Linked DNA regions of Mus musculus: region 2 is linked to region 1. Evidence: chromatin contacts called from ENCODE Hi-C or POLR2A ChIA-PET data. All regions are on one chromosome and are shown on one strand. Each heading gives the region's core, a stretch centred on a gene start or an enhancer-like site at or near the end of the contact. The rest is flanking DNA. Distances are from core to core; before and after follow the strand shown.

The links. A loop is a pair of places that touch in the nucleus more often than their neighbours do. ChIA-PET counts read pairs that join two places held with the same protein, here RNA polymerase II (POLR2A).
Region 2: a map of adrenal gland shows a loop between it and region 1 (1.8-fold over the local background). The contact joins the promoter of R3hdm1 here to the enhancer-like site in region 1. A Hi-C loop is called at or near these places in 1 of 37 maps with a recorded cell type or tissue (adrenal gland). POLR2A ChIA-PET finds 5 or more read pairs at or near these places in 1 of 5 experiments (Patski).

The regions. Positions count from the first base shown.
Region 1 is chr1:127,940,044-127,943,386 of GRCm38, forward strand. Rab3gap1 (RAB3 GTPase activating protein subunit 1) reads left to right here. Exons shown (of 24, transcript NM_178690.4): 24 at 2,331-3,343. The coding sequence ends at 2,567. Among named protein-coding and RNA genes, the nearest start is that of Gm28800, 19 kb to the right of the region's middle. Within about 2 kb of position 1,932, at least 1 of the 3 ENCODE cell types and tissues checked has a DNase peak (open chromatin) inside an H3K27ac peak, as active enhancers do.
Region 2 is chr1:128,101,874-128,105,174 of GRCm38, forward strand. R3hdm1 (R3H domain containing 1) reads left to right here and starts at 1,433. Exons shown (of 27, transcript NM_181750.2): 1 at 1,433-1,610. Zranb3 (zinc finger, RAN-binding domain containing 3) reads right to left here and starts at 598. Exons shown (of 21, transcript NM_027678.3): 1 at 380-598. It also overlaps the pseudogene Gm29383.

The DNA.
Region 1 (3,343 bases), core at 682-3,181:
TAAGCATTTTCTCAGTTGAGACTCCCTCCTCTCAGATGACTATAACTTGTGTCAGGTTGACATACAACTAACCAGAACATAGACTAACAGTTGCATCGTCCCTAGAGAGAAACTCAAAATTGCAGTCACACACAGTGACTGAATGCTAAAAGCTAAACACAGAATTACCTTATTGGCTTATACGCTAATGACGGGTAGGAGGCAGCACTGTTCTCCTTTGTCGTCCTCTGATCTGTTCTCACAAGCTCTACCTCTCCGCCATCTAACCCAGAGGCTGACCAGCAGTGTCCTTGTCACTCCTGCTGCTGCGTCTCCTCAGTAGGGAAGACTCAACTCTTTACTAACTTTTGAGAAAATCATGAATTAAGTTTTAAAATCAGAAGTGTCTAGGTCTTTAGTGTTAAGGGTGTTGCTTGTTTGGGGTGATCAGAATTACTCCCCTAAACTGGAACAGTCCCCTCGGTCCTTCCCTGACTACAAAGCTGCTAGAAAAACAAAGATTAGTCATAGTTTCTTCAATCTTGAGCACTTAAGTCTTACACACCAACGGATGTTTCATCACTCGGGCTGCTGTGATCCTCATGGTTTCTACTTCCGGTGTTTATCATATCTAAGAGGCGGACGCTGCCTCTCAGGGGTCCTCCTCAAGACCCTCAGGTTGTGAGTGTATCTCACACAGCACAGCTTCTCAGTCTACCTCAGTAGTCAGCGCTTTCAGAACCCATGTGATGACCAGCACATGGTTGTGTTGTGTTTTAACTCAGCTCTCACTATCTGGCTCAGTGAACTGTTGACTTTATGTAACTTTTCATGGTGAGCAGGTACTCTGTGCCAGTTTTACTAACAAAGGAAGATTTAATTATATTTAAGGCGTAGCTGAATTTTTATAGCACACATTAGCTTCATATTAGAACTTTTCTTCAAAATTATAAACTGTAGGCCCAGTGACACGGCACAGGGGTAAACCCTTGCTGCCAAGTCTTTTGTCAGTTTATTCTCCAGAAGCTACATACCAAATGGTGAGAACCCACTCCTGAAAGCTGTCCTCTGACCTCCATGTGTGTGCTGTGGCATATGCACACATGAGTGCCCCACTCCCACAAGCCCAAAGTGTAAAATATTAGAATTCTGAACTGTAATAAAGTTGACTGAGACCATATAGGTTTGGGTATGTACTTATTTAAATAGAATTCAGCAAAAATAACTGCTTTGTTCCGGTCTTACTAAGTTGAATTATTTCTACACATCTGTCCTTAAATTTATGGTTTGTCAAGCATCTTTTGAAACAGCATCTTGTTTGAAAGAGTGAGGGTTTTCTGTCATTTCCTCATTAAATGACCCTGCACTTCACCTGTTGAGCCGTCAGATGCATGAGCCTGAGCCTCTGCTGGCCATGTGTGGTCTGTGATGTGGTTCTGTGCACCTTCAGTGCCCTTGGATGGAGTCATGCCCACACAGTGCGTGCCATTCCTGATGTGCCCCCGAGTCTGCCCCGGCCCTTAGCTCCCTCGGTCCCTTTCATCACTGTTTCTTTTCTCACCTTTCTCAAGCTGACTGAATCTTCTGATGAGGTAACAACATGGCCTTATGTCCCTCATAGTTCTTTGTCCTTCCCCATCCCTCTAACTTCATAAGGTCATCTTAACTAACCATCTCTAACCGGCTGGATGTGGCATCCCCTCTGGCTGTACAGCTTAACTTGACTTCATGTTTCCATTGCCCAAAGAATTTTCCCAAGCAGTGGAATCATGAAAGAAGGACAGTATTGCGTTCTGAAGGCTCCCATTGGCTGCACTGGTGCAGTTTGAATGTACAAGCAATGCCTTCAGCTTTGAGCACTTTTCCTCTGTGGCTATGGCCATGGGCATCTGTTAGCTTGCTGTCACATTAGATGCCCAGTAGTCAAAGCCAGTGTTCCTGGTTCTAATTTGGCAAGAGAATCTAAAAAAGAACTAGCTGAGAGAGCAGAGATAAAATTGCCTTTCTCGACTTGAAAGTAAGTCTGTCCTGTTAACGTCTAACTCAGATGTGAGTCACTGCCTGCAGAAATGCAGGCACCAGTGCAGCTCTGCCACTGCTGAGGAGCCCCAATGCCCTTGCTTTTCAGAGCAGAGTGCTGGTCACCCACCTCTGCCTGCCTCACTAGTGCCCAAGCTCTTTCCAGCTTTCTGCTTTTCTGTTTTTGTTCTTTTGAGCAATCATAACACACAGTGGATATAATGCATTTCCAAGTGACACAGGTCATTGTGTGTTTCTTGTGTTTATCCATCTGCCCTTGGGTAATGTAGCTTTCGACTGGCTCTTGAATTTGGTGTTCTGTTCTGTTCAAGGCTGCGGCAGTGGCTCTGCCAGAGGAGGAGCTTAAGAAATCAGGCTGCCCAGAGGAGAGAAGACAGACCTTGGTGTCAGACTTCCCACCACCTGCAGGCCGGGAGCTGATCCTGAGGGCCACTGTGCCGCGGCCTGCTCCCTACTCCAAGGCCCTGCCACAGCGTATGTACAGCGTACTCACCAAGGAGGACTTCAGACTCGCGGGTGCCTTTTCCTCAGACACCTCCTTTTTCTAGGGGGAGGAGGAGGAGCGGCAGCTCCTGCCGTGGGCACCTGAGACGCCCTTGTGGAACCAGCAGCAGGAGTCACACCAGCATCCAGAAGCATGTCCAGTACCAAGCTTGAGCCAGATGGATAGATTTGAGGTGTCAGAGACTTCCACCTGGGGGGAGGTGGCCTGTGTTAGGGGAACCTCACATCAGCAGGCCTCTTACCTTGGGGGACAGAGTTTGTTCATTCTCCTGTGACAGTCATCTGTGTAGACACTTAGTAGCTATCCTTACTAGTATTCCATATGCAAGGTAGAGTATCCGTTAACTCACATTCTGGACACTTGCTGGTAGAGCCTTTAGTCCCAGGATCTGTGTTTTTAAACTGCCACGTAGCATTCTGTTTATTCAGTCACCAGATGGATGGTCAGCTTTATTATGCTGTTTCATGAGCATTTGAATATTCTAGGAGAAAGACTAGAATTTCAATTTTTTCCATGCCACTAACCAAATGCATTTCTTCTGATAAATCTGTACATGAAATGTAGCTGCAGATTAGAGCTCTCTCTGTGTGTCTGTCTGTGTGTCTGTCTGTCTGGTAGGATCTCTCGGTCCTCTTGGTTGCACCCCTGCTTTGCACTTTACTTCTCTGCGTTGCTGGTTAGGGATGGTATTTAATGACATCATACGAGCACATGTTGAACACACATCCTGGGAACATAGATCACCATGCAGTTAGTGAGCTGTGGTGTGTGTGCCGAGGCTGTGAGTGGGCTGAAGCACCCGGTGCAGGGGTGATGGCT
Region 2 (3,301 bases), core at 183-2,682, 160 kb after region 1:
TAAAAATGATGGAGGAGACTTTTTTTTTTTTAAGATCCTGTTCAAAGGCAACTTCTGACTTCTGGGGACTATTTGTATAAATGGGAGGAATTAGTTCAGAATTTCCAATACCTTCCAGGACATGAACCTATGCTGCTTCACAGACAGTAGCTAAAGGCAAATTAAAGCATCCTCTACAAACTCAAGAGTGAACAGATCTGATAAACACTGGCTCTGCAAGACTAAGTAGCAAAGTAGAAAATTACATTACAGGCTCGAGAATTACACCCATGCCATTTCATATTTCTGGATGGGTTTTTTTAGGGGGAGGGGGCAGTGCGGGGGGGGGGGTTATTTTAGACAAGGTGAATTCTGTAGTCCCAGCTGTTTTAAAACTCACTCTGTAGCCCAGGCTATGAACTCGCGGCGACCTTTCAGCTTCCAGCTGTTACAGGCATCAGCCACCACGCCCGACTGTTACCCACTATTTTCTTATAGCGCAATTAAAGTGCAGTCAATTTCCCATCTCTTGCCCTATACAGTCCGCCAAAATGCAGCACTAGCTTCATAATCTTCAACTCCCGCCAAACTTTTTGCAAGCGTCTTCAACTAAGCGGAAGTGACGTTAAACGGATGACCTAGACTTGGAAGAGTTCAAATACCAGCACTCTAAAACATTGTAATGTGTTGAGAAAATTCCCAACCCTGTTATATTCTCCTTCCTTTAGCGATGCGAAAAGACCTGACTAGAACCTTGCGACTTCATTCTCAACTCCAAATTATTCAAAAATTTCCTCTTACTCATCTAGACAAGGAGGTTACACCGTAACCTCTCAAGAACTACAATTCCCATGAAACACTACCGGAAGCAAAATGAGGAAAACAGGGTCTCAAAGCATCTTGGGAACTGTAGTCGCAGGAGCCAAAGTGCTCAGAAGCCCTGCCTCCACCACTAAGACTGGAGGAACCAGGTGTTCAGCCTGGAACCCGTTACCGCTAAGGGGCGGAGCCACATCCTTAAAGCCTTCCTCTCATCTTCCCACATGAACGACAAAATTGTCCTTTCATCCTTAAAAAGCTCTATAATCATTCCCTGAAGAAAGAGAGTTGTCTACCACATCTCCAGTGATTAAAATCGCCCGGAACTCGCCCACCTCAGGATTCTACTCGTGGGAAAGGTGGCTCTTTCACAAGTGGGCAAAATGGCTGTCCTCCTAGCTTTATCATTGGTTGACTCTTACGTCGTTCAGGGACGACAACTTGCCCGGGATTGGTTCTTTTTCTTTTGTGGGTGGAGATAGACTTAGTCCCGTTCTCCCGCTGTCCCGCAGTGATAATGGGGGTGGAGCGAAAGTGGTTTTCAAACGCTGATTGGATAATTTGTATGTCACTTAATGTTGACCTAGCGTATGAGGTAGGCTGCTTTCCGTCAACGCGACGGAGAGGCGGGGCCAGTGCGTGGTGGGAAGGGGCGGGATTCTGCCGCCGCGGCTGCCGCTGGAGCCGGTGTCCGGGCTGGTGATGGGGTTAATTCCCTTCCGTGAGACTCTACCTTGCAACCAGCCGGCCCCGCCGTCGCCCCGCTGTGCCGCGCTCCCGCCACCTCCTCCTGCTCCTTCTCAGTAACGCGGGTAAGAGATGCTGTCCCCTCCCCCGCGGCGCCCCGGGAATAACGCGCTCGCTCCCCTCCCCCGCCCGCCAACCGGTAGCGCTAACGGAGCGGGAGAGTGAGGCAGCCGGGGAGCTAAGCGCTGAGGAGACGGCGTCCCTCCCCTCTCCTCCGGCCCGCCAGGGGCCGTCGGGTTCTGAGGCGAGCCCTCTAGTCGCCTCCACCGCGCGGTGCCCGCCGCTTCGCTGGGGGCCATGTGCAGCGCCAACCCCTTGAGGCCTAGCGGGGGAGCTGGGGACAGGTTCCCGAGCGTCCCTGCTGCAGCTGCTGCTCTTGCGAGCCCTGGAGATCCGGGGAGGACGGAGGGGAAAAGCAACATAGTCAGGCCAGGCTGGAGCAGGGACCGTTCGCGGAACTGTTCTCCGGGGCCTGGACCAGATGCCCGGGGCTGATACCCCCGCTCCGGGGAATTGTCACACACACCAAAAGGGAAACAGCACGTCGTGCCCGTACTGCCCGTACTGCTAGAAAAAACACAGTGGGGAAATTAGCAAGAAAGTTGAATGACTGTCAGAGCCTTGGTCGTTGATGGACGAACCTACGGGGGACGTTATGATGTAAATCCCCCTCCCCCCTTTCCATCCCTGTATATTAGAAGTTTTTTTTTTTTTCTTCTTGTGGTTATGTACCAGAGATTGTCACTGTTGTCTGAAGTTGCTTTTAAGGAGAAACAAAATTGGGTTTGGCTGTTGTGACTTCTGTGAATTGGGTCCTGAGAGAGCAAGTCCCCTAAACTAGTTAGAGGTGAAGAGGTATCTTCCAAAGCAGTGCTGCTTACTAAATAATAAGGTGCATTTCTGAAGAGGTAAAAATAGAATTTCTAGCATGAATGAATACACACAAACACACATATCCCACTCCTAAGGTTATAGTTTGGCTGGGTCACGTTAAAGAATCTCATACCATACTCCCCTTTATTTTAGATTTTTTCCCTGGACAGGGTCTCTCTGTGTAGCCCTGGCTGTCCTGGTACTCACAATGTAGACCAGGCTGGCCTTGAGCTCACAGAATCCACCTGTCTCTGCCTCCCAAGAGCTGGGATCAAAGGTGTGGCCCCCCATCGCCCAGCTAAAGAAACCTCTTAAATTTAAATGTCATTGATTCCAAGAGCATCGAGTCATAAAAAGATGAAATCAACCTCGAAGCCCCTTCCTTATAATACTTGAATCAGTAGAGTTCATGTAGCTACCCATTTAACTGAAGAAATATCATTCTCTTCAGATTTTATGTCTTTATATTTTAGGGGATTGTCTTATAATTGTATCAGATTTTGATAGTGTGCCCATCTTTTCAAATTCCACTCTGCTTTTTCAGCCTAGGAGAATATGACTTTAGTGGACCCTGTAATCTATAATAGGCATGGCTACAGACCACCCCATTTCTAAGATTTATTTGTTTTAGAGAGAACACTGGTTCTGAATAAACAACCTATGCTTTGACTAATAGACTATTTCTTCTGGGTCACAGAAGTACCTTAGGAATCTGCCATGTTCTCAAAATAATGCAAGTAGATACAGAAGTAAAATAGATCCATTCACTTGGATTAAGAAGGAATCTGGTTATGTGTTACTGATTTTTTTAATGTAGTACATAGCTTTTGAAGATTAGTTCCCTCAGCTTCTCCATTGAGTCCCCATAGCATACATTCCCTAG